Regions from separate parts of the Homo sapiens genome. Here region 2 is linked to region 1. A link is an interaction called in ENCODE POLR2A ChIA-PET data of the cell type or tissue named here. Cell type or tissue: HCT116. All regions are shown on one strand. Each heading gives the region's core, and the rest is flanking DNA. Links, peaks and the distances in the headings are about the cores only. Region 1 holds the start of CFAP73 (cilia and flagella associated protein 73). Region 2 overlaps PTPN11 (protein tyrosine phosphatase non-receptor type 11).

Evidence for each region. ChIA-PET counts read pairs that join two places held together with the same protein. Peaks named below come from ENCODE experiments on the same cell type or tissue, not always from the same donor. Only the 100,000 strongest peaks of a DNase experiment are listed, where the experiment ranks them.
Region 2: POLR2A ChIA-PET joins it to region 1 with 5 read pairs; 3 of 35 experiments call an interaction of 5 or more read pairs at or near these places.

The regions. Positions count from the first base shown.
Region 1 is chr12:113,139,487-113,155,788 of GRCh38, reverse strand. It overlaps CFAP73 (cilia and flagella associated protein 73), which reads right to left and starts at 6,065. Exons shown (of 8, transcript NM_001144872.3): 1 at 5,876-6,065; 2 at 3,766-3,871; 3 at 2,902-3,006; 4 at 2,381-2,581; 5 at 1,154-1,375; 6 at 371-529. The coding sequence starts at 5,931. RefSeq lists a silencer at 1-119 and an enhancer at 486-985. In HCT116, for the core only: a CTCF peak has its summit at 2,341 (motif pointing right); DNase peaks (open chromatin) are centred at 2,358, 2,808 and 6,098; H3K4me3 peaks cover 2,102 bases; H3K27ac peaks cover 915 bases.
Region 2 is chr12:112,436,966-112,453,051 of GRCh38, reverse strand. PTPN11 (protein tyrosine phosphatase non-receptor type 11) reads right to left here. Exons shown (of 16, transcript NM_002834.5): 2 at 6,654-6,776; 3 at 2,540-2,734. Among named protein-coding and RNA genes, the nearest start is that of PTPN11, 26 kb to the right of the region's middle. RefSeq lists a silencer at 14,156-14,359. In HCT116, for the core only: no CTCF peak of the experiment used is centred there; no DNase peak of the experiment used is centred there.

The DNA.
Region 1 (16,302 bases), core at 1,852-9,851:
TTACAGGTGTTGACACGTGTGGGCTGTTGGATCCTGTGAGAAAAGAGGGACTCAGCACAAACCCTGGCCTTCCTGGTAGAGGGAGGGCATTGAGACCAGCCACTTTTTTTTTCTTTTTGAGATAGAGTCTAGCTTTGTCGCAGAGAGGGGCATGGCTTTCTTCTGGCCACTGTCAGAGCCAAGATGCACCCAGGAATCCATCCTAGACCGGGTGCCTGCCCGACAATCGAGCCACGGCTGGGGCAAGGGCTCTGACCGTAGAGGGCCATGCTTAACCCAGAGAAGGTGTCACTAACTGTGGGGTTTTAGGCTCATTTTTCCAAAGAGGGAGTGTTTGGGGGCTGGAGGTGCCATAAAGAGGGGTCCTCACGTGCTCTAGCTGTCCCTCCGTGTCCTCGATGTCCAGGGTGGGAGGCTGCCCCTGATGCTGGCACACTAGCTGGAACAGGTTGAGCACAGCCATCCTGCTGCGTCCCAGGAGCAGAGTCTTCTCCGCTGCTGTGTTCTGAATCTGAATCCACTTGGATTCCTGGAGAACACCCGCCCCACTCCCAATTATGGCAACTGGGCCAAGGCGGGCTGCCCCCTCTTCCCAGCCACTTTTTTTTTTTTTCTTTTTGAGATGGAGTCTAGCTTTGTCGCCCAGGCTGGAGTGCAGTGGCCTGATCTCAGCTCACTGCAACCGCCGGCTCCCAGAGCCTAGCGATTCTCCTCCTTCAGCCTCCCGAGTAGCTGGGAGTACAGGCGCCCGCCAGTGGACCTGGCTAATTTTTGTATTTTTAGTAGAGACAGGGTTTCACCATGTTGGCCAGGCTGGTCTCGAACTCATGACCTGAGGTGATCCGCCCCTTTCGGCCTCCCAAAGTGTTGGGATTACAGGCATGAGCCACCGCGCCCGGCATTCTTCCCATCCACCTCTGCCAGTCAGGCAGTCAGGTGCTCTCGGGAGTGGGGTGCAGGAGCCTTGTGCAGGCGGATGGGGCGGGGCCTCATGCCCGAAACGGCTCGGTGATGCCTGAGATTCCCCTCCTTAGTGCAGCGGACCCTCTGGGGTAAGCATTGCCCCATCGGTCCTCATCAGCCCTGGCGTTCCTCCCCGCCCGGCTGTGGAAGCCTGGGGTCCGGAGCGCCCCCCACCTAGGGCGGGTCGTACCCACTGCAGCGTACGCTCCCTGGCAGCCTCCAGGCGCTCCTGCAGCTGTGCCCGCCGCTGGCCCTGTGCGAGCACCTCGTCCGGCCAGGCGTCCCGCAGCTGCTGCAGCCGCGCTCGCGCCGCCTCCAGCTCCGCGAGCTGCTCGCGCTCCCTGAGCCTCAGCGCCGCCTGCGTCTCGGCCAGGCCGTCGAAGCGCGCCACCAGCTCCGGAACCTCTTGGAACTAGAGTCGGGGGCGGGGAAGGGACTCACATGGGCCTGCAGTGCCTTACCCTCTCCATCCCACCTGGCCGCCAGCGTTCCTTATTATTGGAATAATCTTTCTGGAAAGTGACTTAAATGTCAACCTCCATTTGTTAGAGACAAGGTCTCGCTCTGTCACCTGGGCTGGAGTGCAGTGGCGCGATCATAGCTCACTGTCATCTTGAACTCCTGGGCTCAAGCGATCCTCCCATCTCCGCTCCAAAGTAGCTGGGACTATAGTCACACGCCACCACGCCCGACTAATTTTTTGTAGAGACAGGTGTCACTCTATGTTACCCAGACTGGTCTCGAACTCCTGGCTTCAAGCAATCCTCCCGCCTTGGCCCCCCAAAGTGTTGGGATTACAGGCGTGAGCCACCGCGCCCGGCCAGAGTTAGCTTTCTGAATCTTCAGTTCTCCTATCTGTAAAATGGGGTGGACAGTTGACAATAACAGGACTTACTTCACTGGACTTTGGGGAGGATTCAAGAACAAAGCGTGGGCGGTGGCTCACACCTGTAATCCCAGCACTTTGGGAGCGGAGGTGGCAGGATCGCTTGAGCCCAGGAGTTCGAAACCAGCCTGGGCAACATAGAGAAACCACCGTCTCTACTAAAAATAATAATTTAAAAAAATAGCTAGGCGTGGTGGCGTGCGCCTGTGGTCCCAGCTACTTGGGAGGCAGAGGCAGGAGGATCCCTTGAGCCCAGGAAGTCGAGGCTGCAGTGAGCCGTGATCGCGCCAATGCACTCCAGCCTGGTGACAAAGCGAGACACTGTCTCAAAAAACCTCCAAAACTAACAACCACAAAAACCAAAGCGTATCCCTTGCTTACAGTGAGCGCTCCATAAGTGATAGTTCTCGGCATGCATGCCAAGATCTCCAGTAGTTCAGCGAACCAGTAGTTCGCCGGTCCGAAGCCGTCCCTGAGCCACTCAGCGCCACGCGGTGGCGCCGAGCTCCCAGCCTCCTGCCCCGGACTCACCCCGGGCAGCAGCTCCAGCGCTTGCTCCAGCAGGCGCGCGCAGGGCTCCAGGCGCTTAAGCCGGCGCTGCAGCCGCGCGTGTTCCCGCCGTAGCTCCTGGAGCTGGGTCCACAGACGCAGCGCCTCCACCTCCCGACGGCCCGCCTGGTGCCTCTCCTCCGCCGCCCTCCGCAGCGCGCGATTGCGCCGGGCCTCGGAGTCCTGGGGAGTACGGTGGGGAGAAGACGACCTTCAGGACTCAGGAGCTGGCGGGGAGTTCGGCACCTCCATCCTGCCCTGACATTCGCTCGCAAAACCAGGGGCGGCCAGCAGGCCTGGCTCGGAAGCTGGCTCTTCACCCAACTCCCCCGCCCGCTTTTTTTTTTTTTAATCGGTTGCTTCAGGCAGTGCGTGTGTGTTTCCCGCCGTTTCCTTTTGCATGACGAAAACCACTTCTTTTATTTTTGTTACCTGCCGGGCCCCTATAGGAGTGTGGGCTGCTACCCATAGGCCCCGCCTCCCCCCCAGGAGGCTCCACCTACCTGCAAAAACTTGTCAAAGCGGATGAACGATCCCTTTAGCTCCCGCTCCTTTTGTTCCAGCTGTTCCCAACGCTGTTTCAGGGCTGCCGTCTTGGTGCGGAACACCTGGGGGTGAGGAGTGGGTTGTCTGTGTGGGTTCGGGGGTCCGGGTCCTCCCATGCTGTCAGGTTCACACCTAACCCCTTCCACCTGTTGTCCCTGATCTGTGGCTGCTCCCTGCTCAACCCATCCGGGGCTCCCATCACCCAGGGATGAAGCCCAAACACCCTCCTCCAGCCCTCGAATGCCAGTGTCCCTGCCCTTCCTTCAGGCCTCATCTTACCCTCTGCCCTCCCATATTCTGTCTTCCAGCCACTCAACCACCTGTGTTTGGTTCTTGCCTTCCAACCAGTCTTTGTGTATGGTTTTCCTCTGCCTGTTTTTCCTTCCTCATCTGTTTCACCTTTGCTGGATAAGCCGACTTGCCCTTCAGCAATCCCCAAGACATCACTTCCTCCAGGAAGCCCTCCTTGACCACCCCCATGGGGAGGTAGGGACTTCTGGGCTTCCACAGCCCCTGCCCAGTGCTTCTTCCCTGTAGCAGTCACCACCTGAACACTTATCTGTTTTCCTCTCTAGACTGTGAGCCCCACAAGGCCAGGGACTATCGTAAGACCTCCAGGGCTTAATGCAGTGCCCAGCACATGCTCAATGCACACAAATTTATTTGCACCAACAACTGGTCTCATTTGATCCCCATTTGACGATGAGGAAATCAAGGCTTGGAGTGGTGAAATGACTTGTCTCAGACCTTGTCACTAATAAATTGGCTCCATCACTTCCCATCCACCAGCTCACCACCTCGTTACAGTAGTGGGGGCTCACCTCCTTCTGGGCCTGCAGGGCCTGGTCTGCATCTACCAGCTCTTGCCTCTTCTCCAGGAGACGCAGTACTGGTGGGACATGATCCTCAGCCTGCTCTGGCAGCTTTCTGAAGAGGCTCAAGTAGGAGGTGGGGGTGAAGGAAGCATGTTTCAGGGCCCCACATCTCACCACTGTGTCTGGAGTGCCCCATTAGCCACCTGCTGGCTGTTTAATTTTTTTTTTTTTTTTTTGAGACTTGTTTTTGGGTCTTGCTTTGTCACCCAGGCTGGAGTGCAGTGGTCTAATCATCATAGCTCACTCCTGGGCTTAAGCGATCCTCCCATCTTGTCTCTTGAGTAGCTGGGACTGCAGGCATGTGCCACCACACCCGGCTAATTTTTATTTTTTTATTTTTGTAAAGATGAGGTCTTGTTTTATTGCCCAGGCTGGTCTTGAACTCGTGGACTCAAGCAATCCTCCTGCCTCAGCCTCCCAAAGTGTTGGGATTACAGGCATAAGCCACCACATCTGGTTGAATTATTATTATTATTATATAGTTTTTGAGATGGAGTCTTGCTCTGTCATTCAGGTTGGAGTGCAGTGGCACGATCTTGGCTCACTGCAACCTCCCGCCTTCCAGGTTCAAGCAGTTCTCCTGCCTCAGCCTCCCAAGTAGCTGGGATTACAGGTGCACGCCACCATGCCCAGCTAATTTCTGTATTTTTAGTAGAGACAGGGTTTCACCATGTTGGCTAGGCTGGTCTCGAAATCCTGACCTCATGTGATCTACCCACCTTGGCATCCCAAAGTGCCGGGATTACAGGTGTGAGCCACCGCACCTGGTTGAATTCTTTATTCATTGAACAAATTGTCCTGAGCACCTACTCTGGGCCAGGCACCCTTGTAGGCACTGGGGGTGCAGCTGTAAACAGGACAGACAAAAATCCCTGTTCCCTCGTGAACTTGCATTGTTCTGGGAGCCACAGAAAATCAAGCTAATAAATAATAATAATAATAATAATAAAGAATGCCAGGACATGGTAGGCACTGAGATGAAAAATTAAGTGGACTAAAGGAATCTTTCAACACAGAGGAGGTGGCATCTGAGCAGAGACCTGGAGGAGAAGAGGGAGCAAGCCACGTGGACATCTCCAGGGAACAGATTCTAGGACCCTGGTGTGGCTAGGGTGGCTGCAGAGGAGGGAGGGAGGAGGAAAAAGATGGGAATTGGGAGCAGGGAGGAGCTGAGAATCCAACTGCGGTGGGCCATGGTGAGTGGAGACTTTGGCCTTGACTCTAAGTGAAGTGGGAGCGGAGGGAGTGTTTTGGGCAGAGGAGGGGCCCTTCTGGCTGCTTTGAGGAGCAAGGACAGTGGGCAGCTGCGGGAGACCAGTGGTGGGGCCACGGGATATTCCAGAGATAGTGTGGTTCTGAGCAGGGCAGCAGTGGCAGGAGGTGAGAGCAGAACTGATGGAGTGGGGAGGGGAGTGAGAAAGGGGTCAGAGGTGACCCCAGGAGCCGGAAGGATGAGGCTGCAGGAGAGCAGGTCAGGTGGGGGAGACCAGCTCCCTACTACGGCCAAGCCCGAGATGCCTGAGACCTCTGCAGGGAGAGGCCCAGGAGGCAGTGGGGTTCTGGAGTCCAGCGCCCCGGGAGAAAGGGAGAGCAGAAAGAATGACTAATGTGTAATCAGCAAGGCTTTCCCAGCCGTGGTCCAGAAGAAAACCCCCCTCCCCATTTTACAGATGCTGATACTGAGGTTGGGACTTGAGGCCATGCTGCTGAACATGAAGGAGACACAGAACAAGCTTCCTCTGTTCCTCCTGAAAATGCAGTTTTGGGGGTGGATTGGGGAGCAGGATTTCATAGAATAATTCCTTCCCAGCTTGGTTTGAATGATTTAATCTCAGCCGGATGTCAGCTAGGGGTGGGGGATCAGGAACGATCCCTGAGACCATGGTGATGCCTCGGTTTCTCTCTGATCCTCAGTTTCCTCCTCTGTGAAGTGGGGACAATAACCCCCACTATGATCTGCCCAAAGCCAGGACCCAGGAGGTGAGGAAGAAAGGATGGGCCAGCCCACGCATTCCCGCCCTCCTTCTAGCCCTCCCTCCCTCTACGTCCCACTCACGTAGACAGTTTCTCTTGCAAAGCCAGTCGGAAATATTCCTCCCAGGGCACCGCCATCCTTCTGGCAGTTGCCCCAGCTTTCTTTCCACCAGCTGGAGTTTTGCACAAGCTTAGGAGACCCTGGGGGTTCTGTGGAGCGTGGTGTGGAAGCCTGCTCAGCTCGGCCCAGAAGGCAGCCACCAGCAGGCTCTGGTTGCCTGGCAACCGACCACACAACATTCCATCGCCTAGCTGCCGCCTGGAGGGAGAGGGAGGGGCCTGCGAGGAAAGGAGCACCTCTGCCCCTCCTGGAGAGGCCTGTAACACCCCATCAAATCGGTGGTGCAATGGAGAGGATGGGGCTCCCTTGGCCAAGAAATTGCCTCTCTTAGTGCCCCACGTTTGGCCAAGCTTCTTCCTGGCTGGGTGGGATAGCCTCACTATCTGGGCCACGCTTGTGTGTACTCAGTTAATGGCTCGAAAGAATAATTACTGGGCGCGCACTGCTAGCCAGGCCCTGGGTGGAGTCATTCACTCCCAGCCCTTTGAGGCGCCACTCCCTGTCCTGGTGATGGGGCTCCTCTGGCTATTTCTCAGGGAGCCCCCAGCCTGGTTAGGGAAAGGGAGACCATCAGGACCTCCTAGTGGAGACCAGCTTAGAAGGGATGGTCTGGACTTGGGGGATGGGGTGATGGGAGAAGCTGAGAGTTCGGGCATTTATTTATTTGACATGGAGTTTCGCTCTGTCACCCAGGCTGGAGTGCAGAGGCTCGATCTCGGCTCACTGCAACCTCTGCCTCCCAGGTTCAAGCGATTCTCGTGCCTCAGCCTCCCGAGTAGCTGGGATTACAGGTGAACTCCACCAGGCCTGGCTAATTTTTGTATTTTTATTAGAGATGGGCTTTCACCATGTTGGTCAGGCTGGTCTTGAAATCCTGACCTCAAGTGAGCCACCTGCCTTGGCCTCCCAAAGTGCTGGGATTACAGGCGTGAGCCACCACACCTGGCCAATAGTTTGGGCTTTACTGTGGGTTAGATGCTATGCTCAGCACTCTATAGTATCTAAATTAATCCCTAAGACAGCCCTGTGGGGGGTGGATGGTACTAGGGAAAAGTACCAAGAGTAATATAAAAAGTACCCTTGGGTTCTTCAATTCAAAGCAACAAACACTAGCATCTTGTCCTCCCTGCTTCCGGTCATTTTATTTTCCATTTTAAATAATTTATTTTCCATTCAAAGAAATGTATTTTCTTAATGTAGAGCAATGCTGTTTCAAAAACCTATAGTTCCTTGTAATCCTACATTGCTTAAAAAACTCCTAAGGATTTCGTTAGAGCATGTTTTAAAAAACAGAACTAGGGCCGGGTGCGGTGGCTGATGCCTGTAATCTCAGCACTCTGGGAGGCCAAGGTGGGAGGCTTGTTTGAGCCCAGGAGTTCCAGCCCAGCCTGTGTAACACAGAGAGACCCCATCTCTACAAAAAATAATAAGATTAGCTGGGGATAGTGGCATGTGTCTATAGTTCCAGCTACTCGGGAAGCTGAGGCAGGAGGATCACTTGAGCCCAGGAGGTTGAGGTTGCAGTGAGCTATGATCACTCCACTGCACTCCAGCGTGGGCAACAGAGCAAGACCCTGTCTCAATCAATCAATCAATCAATATCTAAGAAATTAAAAAGAACTAAAATAATGTACATTTTACCTTTGAGCATTTTTAAAAATTAAATTGGACATGCTGTCTTTCTGCACAAATTGATGTGAAGTTACAATAAGATATGATCTCATTTTTTCATTCTTTTTTTTTTGAGATGGAGTCTTGCTCTGTGACCTAGGCTGGAGTGCAGTGGCACGATCTCCTCTCACTGCAACCTCTGCCTCCTGGGTTCAAGCGAGTCTCCTGCCTCAGCCTCTGGAGTAGCTGAGATTGAAGGCGCGCGCCACCGCATCTGGCTAGTTTTTTGTATTTTTAGTAGAGATGGGTTTTTGCCATGTTGGCCAGGCTGGTCATGAACTCCTGACTTCAGGCGATCTGCCCGCCTCAGCCTCCCAAAGTCCTGGGATTACAGGCGTGAGCCACCTTGCCTGGCTTCATTTTTTTCTTAATTTTTTAAAAGATAAAGGTATCTTTTACAAAAAGTAAAAGTCACTTTTTCCATATACCATTCTATGGATTTTGGCAAATGCATAAAGTCATGTAATCACCACCACAATCAACATACAAAACATTTCCATCACCCCAAAAAGCCCTTGTGCCCCTTTATAATCAACCCTTCCCTCCACACCAGCCTCTGGCAACTTCTACATATTCTTTGTCCTTCGAGTTTTACCTTTTGCAGGATATCATACATGAAATCACGGTATACACTTTGTAGCCCTTTGAGTCTGTCTTCTTTCACTTAGTAATATTCATTTGAGATTCATTCATATTGATATGTGTATCAGTAGCTCATTCTTTTTCATTGCCGGGTACATTATATTATGAATACTATAGTTTGTTGATTCATTCCCCAGATGAAAGACAGGTGAGTTGCTTCCAGTTCTGGGCACTTGCAAATACAGGCTGTATTCATGTGCAGGTTTTTGTGCAAACATAAGTTTTCATTTCACTTGTGTAAATATGTCAGAGTGGTATTGCTGTGTCGTATGGTAAGTGTATGTTTAACTGTATAAAAAACTGCAAGCTGTTATTCAAGGTGGCTGTACTATTTTTATATTCACACTAGCAATGTACAAGAGTTCTAGTTGCTCCATTAGGAGAGTTCTAGTTGCTCCATATCCTCACCAGCAGTTGGTATTGTCAGTTTTTTAAAAAGTCATTTTATGGCCGGGTGTGGTGGCTCATGCCTGTATTCCCAGCACTTTGGGAGGCTGAAGCAGGTGGATCACCTGAGGTCACCAAGACCAGCCTGAGCAACATGGTGAAACCCAGTTTCTACTAAAAATACAAAAATCAGCTGGGCATGGGGGCATGTGCCTGTAATCCCAGCTACTCAGGAGGCTGAGGCAGGAGAATCGCTTGAACCTGGGAGGCAGAGGTTGCAGTGAGCTGAGATTGCACCACTGCACTCCAGCCTGGGTGATAAGAGTGAGACTCTGTCTCAAAAAAAAAAAAAGGTCATTTTAATAGTTGTATTGTAGTATAGATTATGGTTTAATTTTTTTTTTTTTTTTTTGAGACAAGGTCTGGCTCTACCACAAGGCTGGAATGCAGTGGCATGATCTTGGCTCACTGCAACCTCTACCTCCCAGACTCAAGCCATCCTCCCACCTCAGCCTCCCAAGAAACTGGGACCTCAGTCAGGTGCCACCACACCCAGCTAATTTTTGTATTTTTTGTAGGTGGGGTTTCACCATGTTGTCCAGGCTGGTCTTGAACTTGTGTGCTCAAGCTATCCGCCTGCCTCTGCCTCCCAAACTGCTGAGATTATAGGCGTTAGCCACCACACCCGGCCTAGATTACATTTTAATTTTTGAGATAACTGTAGATTTACATGCAGTTTAAGGACCAATACAGAGAGATCCCATATCCCTTCCACCCAGTTTTCTCCAGTGGTAACATCTTGCGTAACTATAGTACAATATCACAATCAGAAAGTTGGCATTGATACAACCCACTGAACTCACTCAGATTTCACCATTCTAACATGCATTCATGGGTATGTGTGTGTGTGTGTATATTTAGTTCTATGCAGCCTTGCCTCAGGTATATTTATGTGACAACCACTATAGTCAAAATACAGAACAGTTCATCACAAGGTTCACTTAGAGGCATACTGGTCTCCTGCTTCTCCCCTCCCTAAGCCCTGACAACCATTCCTCTGTTCTTCATCTGTATAATTTTGACATGTCAAGGATGTTAGAGAAATGGAATTGGCCAGCCACGGTGGCCACGCCTGTAATTCCAACACTTTGAGAGGCCGAGGCAGGAGGATCGTTTGACTCCAGGAGTTTGACACTAGCCTGGGCAACATGATGCAATCCTGTCTCTACAAAAAAATACAAAAGTTATCCAGGCGTGGTGGCGCATGCCTGTAGTCTCAGCTACTCGGTAGGTTGAAGTGGGAGGATCACTTGATCCTGGGAGACAGAGTCTGCAGTGAGCCATGATCCCGCCAGTGCACTCTAGCCTGTGTGACAGAGCAAGACCCTGTCTCAAAAGGAAGGAGGGGGAGGGGGGAGCAGGGGTGGGGGAAGGGAGGGGAGGGGAGAGAAAGGGAATCTTTCAGTATGTAACCTTCTGAGATTGGCTTTTTTCACTACGCGTAATTCTCTTGAGATCCATCCTGGTTGTTGTATGTATCGATAGTTTGTTCCTTTGGATTGCTGAGCAGCATGCCATGGTATGGGTGTACCACAGTTTGTTTAACCATTCAGGCTGAAGGACATTTGGGTCATTTCCAGTTTTTAAGAATAAAGCTATTAAGAGTAAAGCTGGGTCAGGTGCAGTGGCTCATGCCTGTAATCTTGGCACTTTGGTAGGCTGAAGCAGGAGGATCTCTTGAACCCAGGAGTTCAAAGTCAGTCTGGATAACATAGAGAGACCCTGTCTCTACAAAAAAAAAAAAGAAAAGAAAAATCAGCTGGGTTTGGTGGCACAGGCCTGTGGTCCTAGCTACTTGGGAGACTGAGGCAGGAGCCTGTGAGGTCAAGGCTGCAGTGAGCTGTGATCACATCACTGCACTGCAGCCTGGGCGACAGAGTGAGACCATGTCTCCAAAATATATACATACATATATAAAATATATATACATATAAATAAATTATATATATAAAGAATATATATATATGCCATGAAGATTCATGTGCTACTTTTTGTGTGAGCCTATGCCTTTATTTCTTTGGGATAAATGCCCAAGAGTGAAATTGTTGGGCTGTATGGTAAGTGACATTTCGTTTTTAAAGAAGCTGCCAGCCGGTCATGGTGGCTCACGCTGTTCTCCCAGCCACCCAGGCTGCAACAGAGTGAGCTGAGCACTTCTCCCAGCACTTTGGGAGGCTGAGGCGGACAGATCACCTAAGGTCAGGAGGAGTTCGAGGCCAGCCTGGCCAACATGGTGAAACTCCATCTCTACTAAAAATACAAAAATTAACCTGGTATGGTGGTGCACACCTGCAATCCCAGCTACTCTACTTGGGAGACTGAGGCAGAAGAATTGCTTGAATCCAGGAGGCAGAAGTTGCAGTGAGCTGAGATCGCACCACTGCACTCCAGCCTGGGGGACAGAGTGAGACTCCATCTCAAAAAAAAAAAAATTAAATTAAAAAATTTAAAAAAACCTCTCATATTCTTTTGCATAGGGGCTGCACATTTTACATTTCCACCAGCAAAAAATGAATGATCCAGTGTCTCTGTATCTTTGCTGTGATCACTATTTTTTTATTTCAGCCATTCTGATAGGCATGTAGTGATAGCACATTGTGTTTTTATTTTGCATTTCTTTAAAGGCTAATGAAGTTGAACATCTTTTCATGTGCTTGTTTGCCATCTGTATATCCTCCTCAGTAAAATATATGTTCAGTTCAGTGAAACGCCTCTTGCCTATGTCTTAACTGGATTGTTTTTAACTGTAGAGTTTTATTTATTTATTTATTTATTTATTTTAGAGCCAGAGTCTCACTCTGTCGCCCAGGCTAAAGGGCTTAAGCAATCCTCCCACCTCAGCCTTCTCAGTAGCTGTGACTACAGGTGTGCACCACCGTGCTAGGCTAAGTTTAAAAAATTTTTTTGTAGAGATGGGGTCTTACTACATTGCCCAGGCTGGTCCTGATCTCCTGGCCTCAGGAGAGCCTCCTACCTCGGCCTCCTCCTACCTCGGTCCCCCAGAGTGTTGGGATTACAGGCATTAGAGATGGGGTTTCACCATGTTGGCCAGACTGCTCTCAAACTCCTGACCTCAGGTGATCCGCCTGCCTTGGCCTCCAAAAGTGCTGGGATTACAGGCATGAGCCACCGTGTGCGGCCGTAATTATTAAAATTTCTTGTAGAGATGAGGTCTTGCTATGTTGCTTAGGCTGGTCTCAAACTCCTGGGCTCAAGTGATTCTCCCGCCTCAGCCTCTCAAAGTGTTGAGATTACAGGCGTGAGCCACCACACCAGCAATTTCTATTCTTATTTTTATTTTTATTTTTTTTGAGACGGAGTTTCTCTCTTGTTGCCCAGGCCGGAGTGCAATGGCACAATCTTGGCTCACCGCAACCTCCACCTCCCAGGTTCAAGTGATTCTCCTGTCTCAGCCTCCCGAGTAGCTGGGATTACAGGCATGTGCCACCACGCCCGGCTAATTTTTTGTATTTTTAGTAGAGAGGGGGTTTCTTCATGTTGGTCAGGCTGGTCTCAAACTCCCAACCTCAGGTAATCCACCCATCTCAGCCTCCCAAAGTGTTGGGATGATAGGCATGAGCCACCGCACCCAGCCATTATGTTCTTTTAGAAGTGGTTTTTGCAAATATTTATTGAGCATCTTACCCTATGCCAGACACTGTGCTCAATGCTAAGGATATAGCAGGGGACAAGACAAAACCTGACTTCCCGGGCTTACAGGCCAGTGGAGAAGTCAGAGCAATCAAATCACCCTACAGATATGTGATGGGTTAGGAGGAGAGGCCTAGAGAGCATGCACAGGGGCAGGGAGGCCTCCTTGAGGAAGGGATAAGCCCAGGAGGTTGCAGTGAGCCGAGATCATGCCACTGCACTCCAGGCTGGGTGACAGAGAGAGACTCCATCTCAAAAAAAAAAATCATTCAACTTCCCTCTCCTGGAGCTGCTCATGGCTTAAGGAAGGGAAGAAAGTCCTTGCACAAACCACTTCTCTTAGAAGGCTGGGGCTGTGGCTTCAGCTCTGCAGCCAGCTAATACCCTTGCCTACCCAGGCCTCAGCATTCCTCTCTGTTCAATGGGGTGCTGTTCCCAAGCCCTCCCGCCATGCTTCGGGGTGGGAGTCCCAGTGTCTTGCCAGCTCAGCCTCCTTCATGCCTCTGCCCCTACCTCCTGGAGGGTGGGGACGCTGAGTGACAGCAGGACACAGCTCAGCCGGCCTTGCCCTTGGCTGAAAACCTACAAGCTCTGGAAATATCCCCCAACCCGCCCATCTCACGCTTCCGTGCCTTCCCCATTTCTACTTCTCCATTCCAAGGTGGGGTGCGGGGAGAACTCTGGGGAGTGGGGCTGAGGCAGGAGGAAGTGGGGGTGCCGACTGAAAGACAGACACCTTGTTTTCAGGCCCTGGGAGGAGGGAACCTCGGCAGCCAGCCCGCAGGAGGGGGTTTGGGAATTCCTGCCCACTCCTGCCACCGCTGCCTCCTGTCCCACGTGGCTCCCTGCCCAGAATCGTGCCCAGCAATCACAAACAGGGCTTTGTGTTCCTGAGACAAAGAACAACCCATCACCCCAGCCTAGGCCAGGGCCCGTGTCTGCTTTGCCCTGGTCTTGGCCTCAGAATGGAAGGTGCCACTCCCCAGGAGGGGACACAGGCCTCCTGGTTTGAAGGTGTAGGTACACTGGGCAGGTGGTAAATTGGCAATGACGAAGCTGCCCTCCTAGGCACTGTAGGGAGGGAGGAAGTAAAAAATAATGTGACTGTTATCACATGAAGAGAGGCCGGGTTCCAGCCCTCCAGGGGAACTGAATTCTGTTTAGCCCGGTGTGCGTGTCGTGAGTCTTTCTTATGTGCCTAGCTGTGTGGGAGGCTCAACATGAATCAGACACTGTCCCTGACATTTAGAAGGTAAGAGAAGCATGTAAATTGCCACGAAATAAGGGAACAAGAGACCAAGGTCACACAGCGGTGCCTCTGGGGCCTGGGGTTGGGGGAGCATCTCTGCCTCCCCACTCCTCTGTAAGGGCTTCTCAGAGACTGTGGAAATACAAATAAAGGACAACTATTCCATTTATTTATGTATGGAGACGGGGTCTCACTACATTGCCCAGGCTGGTCTCAAACTCCTGGGCTCAAGAGATCTTCCTGCCTTAGCCTCTGGAGTAGCTGAGGCTACAGGTGTGTGCCACCACACCCAACGAATTTTTTATTTTTATTTTTTGTAGAGACAGGGTCTTGCTATGTTGCCCAGGCTGGTCTCAAACTCCTGGGCTCAAGCAATCCTCCTGCCTCAGCCTCACAAAGTGCTGGGATTAGAGGTGAGAGCCACTCACCTGTACTTGGGGCCGTGGGAGAGGCCACAAGTCTGGAGAGATCAGGGGTCTGGAAGCAGCCACCCCCTCTTGCCACATGGCCTGTGGAGCACATGGCTTGGGACAGTGGTTCCTTTAGAAGCCGGAGGGACCACGAATCCTTTTCTGATGATAAAAGAAGCACATGGGGTTGGGTGTGGTGGCTCACGCCTGTAACCCCAGCACTTTGGGAGGCCGAAGCAGGAGGGTCACCTGGGGTCAGGAGTTCAAGACCACCCTGGCCAACATGGTGAAACCCCGTCTCTACTAAAAATACAAAAATTACAATTTGGGAAGCCGAGGAGGGTGGATCACGGGGTCAGGAGATCGAGACCATCCTGGCTAACACGGTGAAACCCTGTCTCTACTAAAAATACAAAAAATTAGCCAAGCGTGGCAGTGGGCGCCTGTAGTCCCAGCTACTCAGGAGGTTGAGGCAGGAGTATGGCATGAACCCAGGAGTTGGAGGTTGCAGTGAGCCGAGATCCCGCCACTGCACTCCAGCCTGGGCGACAGAGCGAGACTCGGTCTCAAAAAAAAAAAACAAACAAACAAACCGAAACCAAAAACAAAAATTAGCCAGGTGTGTTGGCGGACCCCTGTAATCCCAGCTACTTGGGAGGCTGAGTCAGGAGAATTGCTTGAACCCAGGAGGCAGAGGCTGCAGTGAGCCGAGATTGCCCCACTGCACTCTGGCCTGGGCGACAGAGTGAAAGTCTGTCTCAACAACAACAAAAACAACAACACAAAAAATTAGCTGGGCGTGGTGGCACATGCCTATAATCCTAGCTACTTGGAAGGCTGAGGTGGGAGGATCACTTGAACCTGGAAGGCAGAGGTGCCACTCCACCTCCCTGTGAGCCAAGATCACTCCAGCCACCCAGGCTGCAACAGAGTGAGCCGAGATCGTGCCACTGCACTTTAGCCTGGGTGACAGAGCAAGGCTTCACCTCAAAAAAAAAAAAAAAAAAAAAAAAGTACATGCTATTTTGTGTAAGGAATCCCTCCAGCTCCAGCTGTACCCCCATGTCTGCTCCATCATCCTCGCATCGTTCTTTACTCTCTGGGAGTTTATTATTGAGCTGTGTTACTTTTGTCTGCTTTCCTATTTTACTGAGAGCCCCAGGAGAGCAGCGCGGGGCCATCTTATCCTTCACTTGAACCTCGCTATATCCCTACCATCTAGTACATTGTAGGTGCTCAATACACGTTTATTCAACAAAAGATCTTATATATTCATACACAGAATATTCTATGGCCTCAGACTCATACTGTGTATATGGTTGTATATACCTTTTCCTCACCATTTATGCTTTTTTAGTATTTTCTTGTCATTAAATCTTCCTTGAGAACATTTTTGAAAGAGCCATGCAGTATTCATTTACACTGATGCCTGTGCTTTACTTCCCCCCACCACCATCTCTTATAATCTTTATTAACCTATTGGGAGGACTTTTACTTATTTATTTATTTGTTTTTGAGAAAGTCTCGCTCTGTCACCCAGGCTGGAGTGCATTGGTGCAATCTCGGCTCACTGAAACCTATGTCTCCAAGGTTCAAGTAATTCTTGTGCCTTAGCCTTCCAAGTAGCTGGGATTACAGGCACATGCCACCACGCCTGGCTAATTTTTATATTTTTAGTAGAGACGGGGTTTCGCCATGTTGCCCAGGCTAGTCTCTGACTCCTGAGCTCAAGTGATCTGTCCCTCTCGGCCTCCCAAAATGCTGGGATTACAGGTGTGAGCCACCATGCCCAGCCTTATTTACTTATTTAATTAAAAAGAATTCTATAATAGAGATGAGGCCTCACTATGCTGCCCAGGCTGATCTCAAACTCCTGAGCTCAAGTGATCCTCCTGCCTCGGCCTCCCAAAATGCTAGGTTTACAGGTGTGAGCCACCACACCCAGCCTATTTATTTATTTTTAAGATACGGTGTCTTGCTATGTTGCCCAGGCTGGAGTGCAGTGATGCTATCATAGCTTACTGCAGCCTTGAACTCCTGGGCTCAAGCCATCCTCCTGCCTCAGCCTCCTGAGTAGCTGGGACTACAGGTGCAAGCCATCATACCTGGTTAATTTTAAAATTTTCTGTAGCAACGAGGTCTTGCTATGTTGCTCAGGCTGGTCTCAAACTCCTTGCCTCAGCGATCCTCCCACCTTGGCCTCCCAAAGTGTTGGGATTACAGGGGTAAGCCACCATGTCTGGCCCTGTAAAGGCCTTCTTGAGGGAAATGACTGATCGAGCAAAGGCAGTGTGTGTTGGGGGAGCAGATTGGGAGGA
Region 2 (16,086 bases), core at 58-8,057, 700 kb after region 1:
GAGACAGAAAATCTGCATCCCATGCAGGCAGGAAAAACCACAAAGATGGTAAGAATGACCACTAAACTTCTTAAATGAGTCCACAGTCCTTTAGAGACAAATGCCCCAATCTTTCCTGTTTTTTTTTAAATCCCTCCTCTTTTAAAAATGCAATTTGCCATTCGTCCATTGCCCAATCTTAAAAGGACCAACTGTTTAATTATAGCCATTTAAAGAAGTTACAGGCCATGCATAGTGGCTTATGCCTGTAATCCCAACACTTTGGAAGGCCAAGGCAGGAAGATCACTTGAGGCCAGGAGTTCAAGACCAGTCTGGGCAACACAGTGAAATCCCCATCTTCACAAAACAATTAAAAATTAGCCTGGCATGGTGGCAACTGCCTGTAATCCCAGCTATACACAAGGCCGAGGCAGGAGGATCACTTGAGTCCAGGAGGTCGAGGCTGCAGTGCGCTATGATCATGCCACCGCACTCCAGCTTGGGTGACAGAGCAAGACCCTGTCTCAAGAAAAAAAAATAAAAGTCGGCCGGACGTGGTGGCTCATGCCTGTAATCCCAACACTTTGGGAGGCCGAGGCAGGTGGATCACCTGAGGTCAAGAATTCGAGACCAGCCTGACCAACATGGTGAAACCCTGTCTCTGCTAAAAATACAAAATTGGCCGGGTGTGGTGGCAAGTGCCTGTAATCCCAGCTACTCAGGAGGCTGAGGCAGGAGAATCACTTGAACCTGGGAGGCGGAGGTTGCAGTGAGCTGAGATCGCACCATTGCACTCCAGCCTGGGTGACGAGCGAAACTCCATCTCAAAAAAAATAAATAAATAATTTGTAAAAATAAAGTCAAAATAAAGAAGTTGTAATAAAAAGTTGTAATAGAGACAGGCACGGTGGCTCACGCCTATAATCCCAGCACTTTGAGAGGTCAAGGTGGGCGGATCACCTGAGTTCAGGAGTTTGAGACCAGCCTGGCAAACATGACAAAACCCTGTCTCTACTAAAAATACAAAAATTAACTGGGCATGGTGGCACATGCCTGTAGTCCCAGCTACTCGGGAGGCTGAGGCAAGAGAATTACTTGAATCTGGGAGGCGGAGGTTGTAGTGAGCCGAGATCGCGTCACTTGACTCCAGCCTGGGTGACAGAGTGAGACTCCATCTCAAATAAATAAATTAAAAAAAAGAAAGAAAAAGTTGTAACAGAGACAGAAAATCATTTTGAATGTTTGTCCTTGCCTTGGCATGTGAACACTCAATTAAAAAGGATCTTCATTATAAATTAATTCAAACATTCCAACCTTTTCCATATATACAACCTATACTTCAACAGCCTCCAGTGTCTTTGGACTATATCCTGGGTGATCATCTCAAACTGTATAATGCACATAAGACTTGGAGTAAAAATGAGGGATTTTGCTAAAAATATGAATTCCCAGGCTCCACAACCAGCAATATCAATACATGTAAGTCTGAATGAGGCCCAGGAATCTGCATTTTAACCAGCACATCAGACAGTCCTGATGTAGGCATCCAAAGCCATCCAAGGACAGACTTTGAGACAATACTGCTCCATGTTTTTTGGGAAGCATCTTAACATAGTTCTAATAATAAAGTGGCTTTTTCCCTCAGGATCTTGGTCAGAAAGCAAGTACTATCATGGCAGGTGGTGTTAAGGGCTCATCATCAAAAGAATAAACTTTGAGTTATTCTTCATCCATACTCAACTGAAAACAGTAAAATTTAGAAATAAACTGTACAGAGTTGGCTGACAGCCTTTTGCCTGAAGCTACGGTGGTAGCTAGAGAAACAAATTATCAGCACATAATAGCACTGACATAAAGGTATAAGCTGAAAAAATCATACCTGAAGACACAAAATATACAAACTAACTAAGAGATCCTGAATTTGCACCAAGTCAGAGAGGAGATTGGGAATGTACAAAACGAATACAATCAATAAATAAGTCAAGCCCATGCTTTCATCAGCCTAGTTCCAACACAGGGGGAAAGATCTCGAAAATAACATAATTTTCTCTAAGCAAGGTCATTCTCACATAATTGTGGTGATAACATTAAAAGAACTGATGAAAAAGCTGACCCTCTGAGCTCTCTGCTTTTCCACTTCTGAGCTTAAACTGACATCTGTTGGTGACATTGCTGAATAACTGGTCGAGAGCCACCATAGAAAACTGCTGCTATTTTGGTGTCTCCATTATCATTTGTTTTCCTCTAATAACTCTCAAAGATTATCTGCTGAAGTTCAATAAGTCTTAAAACTAATACACGTACCAAGTATATGCAGGAATGGTATGCAACCCCTATAGGATGAGTGTAAGTAACACTGATTAAAACTTTTGCAGGAAAAAGGTACTCTGAAAATAATTTGATGCTATTAGTCTCACTTTAGTAATTCTTTAAAGATTACAGCTCAAAAAACAGTCACAAGCCTTTGGAGTCAGAGAGTCATACACAGACCGTCATGCATTTCTGACACTCAGGGCACAAGGGAGCAGCAGACTTTGTGGTCACTAAAATGTTACTGACCTTTCAGAGGTAGGATCTGCACAGTTCAGAGGATATTTAAGCTCAATGACATCTCCATTCTTCTCTTTTAATTGCCCGTGATGTTCCATGTAATACTGGACCAACTCAGCCAAAGTGGCAAATTTCTCCCCTCCATACAGGTCATAGTAATCACCAGTGTTCTGAATCTTGATGTGGGTGACAGCTCCATTTCTTCTAAAATAGTCCATTGGAAAGGGAGGCAAGGGGACAAATAAAGAGTTACACCAGTAAAATCAGATCTCATCTTCCACGTCGGATTTTACCTAAGTGTTGAAAGAAACCCAAGGAACGAATTTACCTATTCCCTATAAGAAATACGATGGGTGAAATAACCACATGTCAACCAACTCAACACAAAGGTCTTTATTAGTATCTTTACCTTGCATATCTTTTTTTTTTTTTTTTGAGATGGAGTTTCGCTCTTATTGCCCAGGCTGGAGTGCAATGACGTGATCTCGGTTCACCGCAACCTTCGCGGTGGATTTACATACATTATAAATCCAGGTTCAAGTGATTCTCCTACCTCAGCCTCCCAAGAAGCTGGGATTACAGGAATGCGCCACCACGCTCAGCTACTTTTGTATTTTTAGTAGAGATGAGGTTTCTCCATGTTGGTCAGGCTGGTCTGAAACTCCTAACCACAGGTGATCCACCCACCTCGGCCTCCCAAAGTGCTGAGATTACAGGCGTGAGCCACCACGCCCGGCCTACCTTGTATATCTTCTATTTTGAATGACTGGCCTATCGAATTGCATATATTAAGTGACAATAACTGTATAGCTACCAAAACACTTGTACAAAAATATTCATTGCCACTTTATTCATAATAGAAAAACATTTTGTTTTTTAATCATAAAAATGTATAAACAAATAGTGCTACATTACTATTCATACAATGGAATACTATGCATTATAAAAATTGTTGTGTTACTACTCATACAATGGAATACTATGCAGCAATTTTTTTGTTTGTTTGTTTGTTTTTGAGACAGAGTCTCACTCCATCACCCAGGCTGGAGTGCAGTGGTGCAATCTTGGCTCACTGCAAGCTCCACGTCCCGGGTTCACACCATTCTCCTGCCTCAACCTCCCAAGTAGCTGGGACTACAGGCGCCCGCCACGACGCCCAGCTAAATTTTTTTGTATTTTTAGTAGAGACGGGGTTTCACCATGTTAGCCAGGATGGTATTGGTCTCCTGACCTCATGATCCGCCGCCTGCCTTGGCCTCCCAAAGTGCTGGGATTACAGGCGTGAGCCACTGTGCCCGGCCACTATGCAGCAATTAAGAAAAAAAAAAAAGTGATGGCCAGGCATGGTGGCTCACGTCTGTAATCCCAGCACTTTGGGAGGCTGAGGTGGGAGGATCACCTGAGGTCAGCAGACCGATACCAGCCTGGCCAACATGGTGAAACCCCGTCCCTACTAAAAATACAAAAATTAGCTGGGCGTGGTGGCAGGCACCTGTAATCTCACCTACTGGGGAGGCTGAGGCAGGAGAATCGCTTGAACCCGGGAGGCGGAAGTTGCAGTCGGCCGAGATCTCACCACTGCACTCCAGCCTGGGCAACAAGAGTGAAACTCCCACTCAAAAAAAATAAAAATAAAAATAAAAAGACACATGTAATTTTAAAGACACATGTAATGACACAGTTTCCAATACGAGGTAGTGTTATCCCAAAGCACAAAACAATATATGCAAAAGGTTACTATATTCATTGAGGCATTATATATCATTTTAAAATATTAGACACAACTAAATCGCTACCTGCTGGTGACAGTATATAGAAGTTATAAAATATTCACATGATAGAATGCGATCCAGCTGATTAAAAAGATGAGAGAGATCACTAAAAGATTTAGGTAACTGAAAAAAATTACAGAGAAATATATTTAATGTTCTACTTGATGTGTAAAAATAAAAGGAAAATAGTAATAAAAATATTAATTTGCTTATTTTTATAAAAAGAAACATAGGGCCAGGCATGGTGGCTCATGCCTATAATCCCAGCACTTTGGGAGGCTGAGACAGGCAGATCCCTTGAGGCCAAGAGTTGGAGATTAGCCTGGACAACATGGTGAAACCCCATCTCTACTAAAAATACACAAATTAGCTGGGTGTGGTAGTGTACACCAGGCGCTGTAATCCCAACTACTTAGGTGGCTGAGTCATGAAAATCACTTGAACCCAGGAGGTGGAGGTTGCGGTGAGCCAAGATCACACCACTGCACTCCAGTCTGGGCAACAGAGCAAGATTGTCTCAAAAAAAAAAAAGAAAAAAAGAAAAAGAATGAAAGAAACACAGAAGGGTAAACAAGAAATTAATAGAAATGGCTACCTACAGAATGGAGATAGTGTGCAAGGGAGTAGGAGTAAGAATGAGATTTCTCAGGCCAGGCGCGATAGCTCATGCCTGTAACCCCAGCACTTTGGGAAGCCAAGGCAGATGGATCACTTTAAGTCAGGAGTTCAGGACCAGCCTGGCCAACATGGTAAAACCTAGTCTCTACAAAAAATACAAAAATTAACTTGGCATGGTGGTACATGTCTGTAATCCCAGCTACTCAGGAGGCTGAGGCAGGAGAACTGCTTGAACTCAGGAGGCAGAGGTTGCAGTGAGCCAAGATTGTGGCCACTGCACTCCAGCCTGGGAAAAAGAGCAAGACTTTGTCTCAAAAAAAAAAAAAAAAAAAGGCCAGGCATGGTAGCTCATGCCTGTAATTCCAGCACTTTGGGAGGCCAAGGCAGGCAGATCACCTGAGGTCAGGAGTTTGAGACCAGCCTGGTCGACATGGTGAAACCCCATCTCTACTAAAAATACAAAAATTAGCTGGGCATGGTGGCATGCACCTGTAATCCCAGCCACTCCGGAGGCTGAGACAGGAGAATAGCTTGAACCCAGGAGGCTGAGGTTGCAGTGAGCTGAGATCACGCCATTGCACTTCAGCCTGGGCAATAAGACTGAAACTCCATCTCAAAAAAAAAAAATAGATCGTTATCAATCAGCATGGAGCTCAAAAAAAAATTTTTAAGTTGCAAAATGATACATACATTATAAATCCATGTATGTGAATTTTTTAAACACACAAACCAACTTTATATTGTTCATACACAGTACAAGTGCAGTACAACTATAAAAACACGTTCAGGAAGAATATATGCCAACCTCTTGGTGGTTTCCTCTGGGGAAAGAGGGAGGGAAACGGGCCTGGGCAGGGAAGCAAAGGGGACCACAACTTCCTCAGTCATGTTTTACTTGTTGATAAAGGAAAGTGATCTGAAGAAACTCTTAACAAGTATTTTTCTTATTAAGAAGTCAACAAAGTCTGAGTGTGGTGGCTCATGCCTGTAATCCCAACACTTTGGGAGGCTGAGGCAGGAGGATCACTTGAGGCTAAGAGTTAAAGATCAGCCTTGGTAATACAGTGAGACCTCATCTCTACAAAAAATATTTTTTAAAAATGCTGAGCATGGTGGCACAAGCCTGGAGTCCCAGCTACCCGGGAGGCTGAGGCGGGAGGATCACTTAAGCCCAGGAGTTCAAGGCTGCTGTAAGCTGTGATCGTACCACTGCACTCCAGCCTGGGCAACAGAGCAACAGCTTGTCTCAAAAAAAGAAGGCCAGGCATAGTGGCTCACGCCTGTAATCCTAACACTTTGGGAGGCCGAGGCAGGATTGCTTGAGGCCAGAAGTTCAAGGCCAACCTGGCCAACATTGGAAGATCCCACCTCTATTTAAAAAAAAAAAAAAATTGAAAAGAAATAAAATTTTTAAATAAATCAACAGGAAGGAAAAGAAAAATGCAGAAACCAGGTTCAAGATGTGTGGAACAAGTCTCAAGCACTGGAGGGCTTAAGAACTTCTATGACCTGCTCCAACTCACCTTCCATGAGGTCTCAGAGGGAGAAGAAGGGCCCTCCTTACTCCTCTTCTGCTAAATGTCCAGGAGGCCACTCCCCAAACCCTGAAGGCAGCCCAGGGCTCAGATAAGGCCTTCAAACTCGAAATGCAGGCAGCAAGCTATCCAAGCATGGTTTTACCACTTCCTACCTAGAAAACACTCTCAGGATCCTCTCTTTTCATTCCAACTTACCTAACGGAAAGTGTGAAGTCTCCAGGGTTACTTTTACTAGGCCTTGCCAAAAAACTGCCATCAACTCCTCTTGTCAACAGTAGGTTTTCTGCCTCCACACCAGTGATATTTGGGTGAAACCATCTTAAAAAGAAAGACAAAGTAAGTAATAAAAAAACAAGACACTGTCAGCACTACTTTCCACAACAACACAGCTAAGACGCATTATGAGCAGAGTAGAAAATTTTAGAAAATACAAATCAAGACCTTCCCTGTCCCTTCCCCCTCTTCTCCTTGGTCAATGCCTCCTCCCTGCCTTTCCCTTGGTAGAGACCTGGGATTCAGTAGGGGTGTCTGGGGATATGATCAGAGGGACTGGGGGCTAGGGTATTAAGACAGTGCACTGAGGGGGCCAGGCCCAAGAAAACAGACCACGTGCTCGCAAGACTGAGCACATGGAATAAAAATAAATAAACTAGAGGCAGGGCACGGTGGCTCACGCCTGTAATCCCAGGACTTTGGGAGGCCGAGGCAGGCAGATCAGCTGGGGTCGGGAGTTCCAGAGCAGCCTGACCAACATGGAGAAACCCATCTCTACTAAAAATACGAAATTAGCTGGGCATGGTGGTGCATGCCTGTAATCCCAGCTACTTGAGAAGCTGAGGCAGGAGAATCGCTTGAACCCAGGAGGCAGAGGTTGCGGTGAGCCAAGATCACACCACTGCACTCCAGCTTGGGCAACAAGAGCGAAACTCAATCTCAGAAAAAAAAAAAAAAAAAGAATAAGTTTCTTAATAAATAAGTTACCATGTTGAGGATAGCAAGCCAGGTTTCTCACTGTTGGGGAGACACAAATATGAGAAGGGAGAAAGCCAGAATAAATCCCATGATGTTAGATTGTAATTGGAGGTATTAGTGCAAACTGTAATTTTTAATATATACATGTAAAGACAGAAATGTAGATATAGAAATAGATATGTATGCTTCTGGATGGGAACAGTGGCTCACGCCTATAATCCCAGCACTTTGGGAGGCCGAGGCGGGCAGATCACTTGACGTCAGGAGTTCAAGACCATCCTGGCCAATGTGGTGAAACCCCATCTCTACTAAAAATACAAAAATTAGGTGGGCGTGGTGGTGGACACCTGTAATCCCAGCTACTCAGGAGGCTGAGACAGGAGAATTGCTTGAATCCAGGAGGCAGAGGTTGCAGTGAGCCATGATCGTGCCACTGTACTCCAGCCTGGGCGACAGAGCAAGACTCCATCTCAAAAAAATAATAATAATACAGAAATACATGCTTCGGGGTATGTGTATGTGTATGTGCTTTTATGAATACACACACACACACACATATATATATACACACACACACACATTTCCTAGGTCTCTTCTGAAAGGGTTTGGAAGCAATGACACTCCAGTAGCAATCACACCTAACACCTCTATCTTGGTTTCTACATATTGGGTTTTCCATTCTCCAATGAAAGGAACTGGCCTCCTTGAAGAAATGGCTGATCCCAGCGTTGGGGCAGTAAAAGTAAGAAGATGAACTTGGAACATCCTATTGTGGGCCAGTAAGAGTTCCAACAAGGAGCTATGAAAAGGACACAGGAGACAAACTGCAGGATCCTCTGCTGGCCAAAGTAGGGACAATTTGTACCTCAAAATAAACAATGATAGTAACAGATTATAACCCACTGAATAAAACAGGAAATAGTTCATTCTCTTAGTTTCCTATTTTTTTAACTAATTGTTTGTTTAAAAATTGAAACATGGAGGCCAGGTGCGGTGGCTCACACCTGTAATCCCAGAATTTTGGGAGGCTGAGGCAGGCAGATCACCTGAGGTCGGGAGTTCGGGAGCAGCCTGACCAACATGGAGAAACCCATCTCTACTAAAAATACAAAATTAGTTGGGCGTGGTGGCGCGTGCCTGTAATCCCAGCTACTTGAGAGGCTGAGGCAGGAGAATCGCTTGAACCCGGGAGGCGGAGGTTGCAGTGAGCCAAGATCGTGCCACTACACTCCAGCCTGGGTGACAGAGTGAGACCTTGTCTCAAAAAAGAAAAAAAAAAAACTTGGAAGTACCATATGATCCAGAAATTCCACTTCCAGGTATATACTCAAAGTAATTGAAAACACGGATTCAAATTGGTATTTTTCTATAACTCATATTCACAGCAGCATTATTTGCAAAGCCAAAAGGTGAAAGAAAACAGTGTCTATAGATGGATGAATAGACAAACATTCTAAGTGAACTAAGCCAGTCACTAAAGGACAATGCTATAGTTTGAATGCCGCTCCCCTGAGGTTGAAACTTAATCCTCAGCCAGGCACAGTGGTTCACGCCTATAATCCCAGCACTTTAGGGGGCTGTGATGGGAAGATCACTTGAGCCCAGGAGTTCAAGACCAGCCTGGGCAATATAGTGAAACCCCATCTCTACAAAAAATGCAAAAATTAGGGCCAGGCGCAGTGGCTTACACCTGTAATCCTAGCATTTTGGGAGGCCAAGGCAGGTGGATCACTTGAGCCCAGGAGTTCAAGACCAGCTTGGGCAACATGGCGAAACCCAGTCTCTACAAAAAAATATAAAAATTAGCCATGCATGGTGGTGTGTGCCTATAGTCCCAGCTACTAAGGAGGCTGAGGTGGGAGGATCGCCTGAGCCCAGGAGGTCCAGGTTGCAGTGAGCCAAGATCATACCACTGCACTCCAGGCCAGGCAACAGAATAAGACCCTGTCTCAAAAAAAAAAAAAAAAAGACCGGGCACAGTGGCTCACACCTGTAATCCCAACAGTTTGGGAGGCCAAGGCGGGCGGATCATGAGGTCAGGAGTTCGAGACTAGTCTGACCAACATGGCAAAACCCCGTCTCACAAAATTCCAAAATTAGCTGGGCAAGGTGGCGCAGGCCTGCAATCCCAGTTACTCGGGAGGCTGAGGCAGGAGAATCGCTTGAACCCGGGAGACGGAGGTTGCAGTGAGCCAAGATCGCATCATTATACTCCAGCCTGGGCAACATAAGCAAAATTCCATCTCCAAAAAAAAAAAAAAAGATACAACCATGAAGAGGAGTTTGGCGGGATGCAAAGAAATATCCTAATTAAAGGCCAGTAACAAGACTTAGCAAGTAACACAATGCATTAATGCATAACCTGGACATATAATGGACCAAAACAAACAAAATAAAAGGGAACAGTTTTTGTTGTTGTTTTGTCTTTTGCTATAAGGATATTACTAAAACAATTTGAAAGAGATATAAGGATTTGATGGTAGTCTTGTTATAATATACATTTGGTGATATACTGTGGTTATGTAACCAAGTGTCCTTGTATTTAAGAAATACACACTGAAGTATTTTGGAGCAATGAGACGCCATGTCTGCAACTTACCCTCAAGTGGTTCCAACAAAACTTAAATATAGAGACACATATATGTACACATGTATATATACATGTGTATTTTATATGTAGATATGTATTTTATATATAAAATACATACATATACATACATATATGTGTAGTGTATATATAATTTATATATATATATATATATATATATATATATATATATATATATATATAAAAAGAGAGAGAGAGAGAGGAGAGAGAGTAAACATGGTACAGGTTGAGTATCCCAAATCTAAAATGCTGCAAAATCCATGGCCAGGCGCGGTGGTTCACTCCTGTAATCCCAGCACTTTGGGAGGCGGAGGCAGGTGGACCACCTGAGGTCAGGAGTTCGAGACCAGCCTGGCCAACACGGTGAAACCCTGTCTCTACTAAAAATACAAAAATTAGCCGGCCGTGGTGGCAAGCGCCTATAGTCCCAACTACTCAGGGGGCTGAGGCAGGAGAATCACTTGAACCCAGAAGGTGAAGTTTGCAATAAGCCAAGATCGCTCACTGCACTCCAGCCTGGGTGATGGAGCAATACTCCATCTCAAAAAATAAATTAATTAAATAAATTTAAAAAGTGCCCACATAACACTCAAAGGAAATGCTCATCATAGCATTTCAGATATTTCAGATTTGAGATTTGGGGATTAGAGATGCTTAAGTATATAATAAAAATATTCCAAAATTCGAAAAAATCTGAAATCCAAAACACTTCTGGTCCCAAGCATTTTGGATAAGGGATACTCAACCTGTATAAGGTTGACTTGTAAATCTGGATGAAAAGTTAACACGAATTATTTGTACTATTTTGCAACTCTTATTTAAATTTGAAATTATTTCAAAATAAAATGTTTTTTAAAACCCATAAATGATGAAATCCATCATGAATGGCATCTGCTTCAGAGGAGTCCTCTCTAGTTACCAGCAAAAAGATATTCTTGGGCAGGCGCGGTGGCTCACGCCTGTAATCCCAGCACTTTGGGAGGCCGAGGCGGGCGGATCACAAGGTCAGGAGATCGAGACCATCCTGGCTAACACAGTGAAACCCCCTCTCTACTAAAAATGCAAAAAAATTAGCCAGGCGTGGTGGCATGTGCCTGTAATCCCAGCTACTCGGGAGGCTGAGGCAGGAGAATGGCGTGAACCCAGTAGGCGGAGCTTGCAGTGAGCCCAGATCACCACTGCACTCCAGCCTGGGCGACAGAGTGAGACTCCGTCTCAAAAAAAAAAAAAAGATATTCTTCATGGATTTCAAAAGTCATTGAGATTCATGGTAACAGTAACTTCTAAAGTCAAATTATCCTGGACCTTTCTAAGCTAATAGAATGCTCTGAAATGCTCCCAGGAATATGTCAATATTAAATGTAGAGTTCTAGTACTGACAATCAAGTGAACTTTTAAGAGACTTCTCCACAAATATTGACCCAATTCAAGTATCTTACAACAGTGAAGGAGACCAGGCACAGTGGCTCACACCTGTAATCCCAGCACTTTGGGAGGCCAAGGTGGGAGGATCACCTGAGGTCAGGAGTTCAAGACCAGCCTGGGCAAAATGGCAAAACCCTGTCTCTACAAAAAAATACGAACATTAGCCAGGTGTGGTGGCATATGCCTGTAGTCCCAGCTACTCAGGAGGCTAAGGTGGGAGGATTGCTTGAGTCTGGGAGGCAGAGAATGCAGTGAGCAGAGATCGCACCACTGCACTCCAGCCTAGGCAATCGAGCAAGACCTCTTCTCAGATTTAAAAAAAAAAGGCTGGGCAAGGTGGCTCATGCTTGTAATCCCAGCACTTTGGGAGGCCGAGGCAGGTGGATCACCTGAGGTCGGGAGCTTAAGACCAGCCTGACCAACATGGAGAAACCCTGTCCCTACTAAAAATACAAAATCAGCCGGGCATGGTGGCGCATGCCTGTAATCCCAGTTACTCAGGAGGCTGAGGCAGAAGAATCGCTTGAACCCGGGAAGCGGAGGGTGCGGTGAGCCAAGATCGCCACCACTGCACTCTAGCCTGGGCAACAACGCAAAACTCCATCTCAAAAAAAAAAAAAAAAGAAAAGAAAAGAAAAATCGTAAAGCTCAGATCAAAATAATGAAATATTCATTTGCTTTTTACTCTCTCTGAGAGCTTGTCAGAAGATTGAGTCTGGGCCCGGTGACTCATGCCTATAATCCCAGCACTTTGGGAAGAGCTGAGGCAGGAGGATTACCTGAGGTCAGGAGTTTGAGGCCAGCCTGGGCAACATGGCAAAACCTCATCTGTACTAAAAATACAAAAATTAGCCAGGCATGGTGGCACACATCTGTAATCTCAGATACTCGGGAGGCTGAGGCAGGAGAATCACTTGAACCCGGGAGGCGGAGGTTGCAATAAGCTGAGATCATGCCACTGCGCTCCAGCCTAGGCAACAAAGCGAGACTCTGTCTTAAAAAAAAAAAAAAAAAAAAAAAAAAAAGGCCAGGCACAGTGGCTCACGCCTGTAATCCCGGCACTTTGGGAGGCCGAGGCAGGCGGATCACGAGGTCAGGAGATTGAGACCATCCTGGGAAACCCCGTCTCTACTAAAAATACAAAAAAATTAGCTGGGTGTTGTGGCAGGCCCCTGTAATCCCAGCTACTCGGGAGGCTGAGGCAGGAAAATGGCATGAACCCAGGAGGTGGAGCTTGCAGTGAGCCGAGATCATGCCACTGCACTCCAGCCTGGGCGACAGAGCAAGATTCCGTCTCAAAAAAAAAGGAAAATTGAGACAGAATAGAATTTCACCCGGGAAAACGTCAACCTCAATTTATGTGATACCTATTATTCTAGCATCCAATACTTTTGCATTCAGAATGGTTAAACTATTCCGTTAAGAAAAAAAATCCTTCCTTGCAGCTTCTTTCATCTGTGGTTCCAGATGAAAGATGCCCAGAATTCTAAGGAATCAAAAAGTAATGACAACTGGCTTCTAGCTATTTATAGTTTTTCAAAAAGGTATAATGAAACTCTTACATTAGGCCTCAATTTGTCTACCTACATAAGCTAATTAAAATGTCAACTCTCTTTTGCTTTTGGCTGCAAAACAATTATGTTAATTGGGTGTGGCAACTGGAAACTGAGTGGCATATGTGCCTTCTACCAAGAGGAAAAAAATGGAAAAACTAATTATTATATAACACAGGTGTGGAGACCAAATCTTTCAGAATATTGGGTTTATGGTTTGGGTTTTTTTTTTTGTTTTTGTTTTTTTTTTTAAAAAAGGACAATCCAGCCATGCATGGTGGCTCACACCTGTAATCCCAGCACTTTGGAAGGCCAAGGCAGGTAGATCACCTGAGGTCAGGAGTTCGAGACCAGCCTGGCCAACATAGTGAAACCCCGTCTCTACTAAAAATACAAAAAATTAGCCAAGTATGGTGGTGCGCGCCTATAGTCCCAGCTACTCCGGAGGCTGAGGCAGGAGAATCACCTGAACCCAGGAGACGAAGGTTACAGAGAGCCGAGATCACAGCACTGCACTCCAGCCTGAACAAAAGAGCGAGACTCCGTCTCAAATAATAATAATAATAATACAAAAATTAGCTGGGCATGGTGGCTGGCAACTGTAATCCCAGCTACTTGGGAGGCTGAGGCATGAGAATCACTTGAACCCCAGAGGCAGAGGTTACAGTGAGCTGAAATCACACCACTCCACTCCAGCCTCGGCAAAAGAGGGAGACTCTGTCTCAAAAATATAATAAAATAAGAATAAATTTTTTAAAAAGTTTAAAAAAAAGGGCAATCCCCTCCCCAAATGACAGGCTGAGAATCACTAACACATGGTGGCAAAGCCTTAGGGGTAGCCACATAGACTCTGGTGCCAGATTGTCTTGGTCTGAAGCCCAGCTCTCTGTGACCCTGGGCTACATATTTAACCTCTCTGTTAAGTCCTATAAAATGGAAGGTGTAACAGTACCCATGTCATAGTGTTGTTGAGAGGATAAAATGAGTTAATATTTATAAAGTATCTAGAAGAGTGCCTGGACTTTCAGGTAGCCAAGGACAACGATGATTGCCTAAATCCATCTCTCCCCATACATCCTTCAAAAACAACATAGAATTAAAAACAAAACAAGCCAGGCACAATGGTTCATGCCTGTAAATCCCAGTGTTTTGGCAGGCTAGGGTGGGAGGATTGCTTAAGGCCAGGTGTTCAAGACCAGCCTGGGCAACATAGCAAGATCCCATCTCTACAAAAAAATTAAAAATTAGCCAGGGACCAGGCACAGTGGCTCAAGCCTGTAATCCCAGCACTTTGGGAGGCCAAGGTGGGTGGATCACTTGAGGTCAAGAGTTTGAGACCAGCCTAGCCAACATGGTGAAACCCTGTTTCTACTAAAAAATACAAAAATTAGCCGGGTATGGTGGCATGCACCTGCAGTCTCAGCTACTCGGGAGGCTGAGGTGAGAGAATCGCTTGAACCCGGGAGGCAGAGGTTGCAGTGAGCCGAGATTGCACCACTACACTCCAATCTGGGGGACAGAGCAAGACTTCGTCTCAAAAAAAAAAAAATTAGGTATGGTGGTGTGCTCCTGTAGTCCCAGCTACTCAGGAGGCTGAGGTGGGAGGTTCATCTAAGCCCAGCAGCTTGAGGATGCAGTAAGCTATGATCAAGACGCCACTGCACTCCAGCCAGGGCAAGAGTGGGACCCTGTCTCTAAGAAACACACACAAGAAAACAATAAACAAATAAAATGACATGAAAACCACACCCTCAACTTAAAGAGAATGCCCAAACTTCCAGATTACCTGTAAGCAAAAAAAAGAAAATATACCAAACGTCAGTGAGTGACTGCTCAACCTCCTACTCCAAGCCTTTGTGCAAAAGAAGAGCATTCTGAGAAAAACAGCATGGTGTAGAGAACAGGGTAGCTAGTGGCAGGCCTAAAATTGCTCTAAAACCACCCCCAGAAACAGAAAGTCCACCCGAAGTGTGAAAATACTTCAGGTACATCAGAGTCCTGTTTATGGAAAGGGGCATGATTCCAGGGGGAAAGACTAAAAAGTTGTGGAAATAAGTCAGAAAACCTAGAACAAACGTGTAATTTTTCAGGGAAATGCAGTCTACAAAAATTAACCCATTAGAGTAAGAAAACTTAGGCAGACCAACTTGTATTAAAAAAAATAGAGGGAGCCTCTCTGAACCTATTCTGGTTCAGAGGCTACCTGATTAAAAATAAGAAAAAATAGGGAAAACAATTAAGGAACTACCGCACAGAAAATCACCAGGCCCAGATGGATTCCCAATGGACTTCTACCAAACCTTCAAAGACCAAATAGTCTCAATTCTTAAAATCATTCCTGAGTACTAAAAAGAAAGGAAAACTTCCAACTTCCTTTTACAAACTAAATATAACACTGATACCTATACCAATAAAGATGGCACAAGAAAAACAACAGAGACCAATGGTACTCATGAATATTGATGCAGAACTTCTAAACAAAATATAAAAGAATCCAATACCACATTTAGAAAATAATGCACCGTAACAAAGTAGTTAGAACCATACATCATATCACATATCAGAATAAATTTTAGGCCGGGCACGGTGGCTCATGCCTGTAATCCCAGCACTTTGGGAGGCCAAGGCGGGTGGATCACTTAAGGTCAGGAGTTCGAGACCAGCCTGGCCAACAGCAAAACCCCATCTGTACTAAAAAAAAAATACAAAAATTAGCCAGGCGCGGTGGCAGGTGCCTGTAATCCCAGCTACTTGGGAGGCCGAGGCAGCAGAATCGCTTGAACCCGGGAGGCGGGAGGCAGAGGCTGCAGTGAGCCAAGATCATTCCACTGCACTCCAGCCTGAGTGACACAGTGAGACCCTGTCTCAAAAAAATAAAATAAAATAAATAATAAACGTAAAAGATGAAACAATGCAATACTAGAGGAAAACATGGGTGAATGTCTTGTTAACCTTAGAATAAGGAAAGGCTTTCTATGACTCAAAATCCAGGGGCAATAAAAAAAAGATTGATAAATCTGGGATAATTTTAACATCACCTTTCATCAACAATTCAATTGCTTTTTAAGAA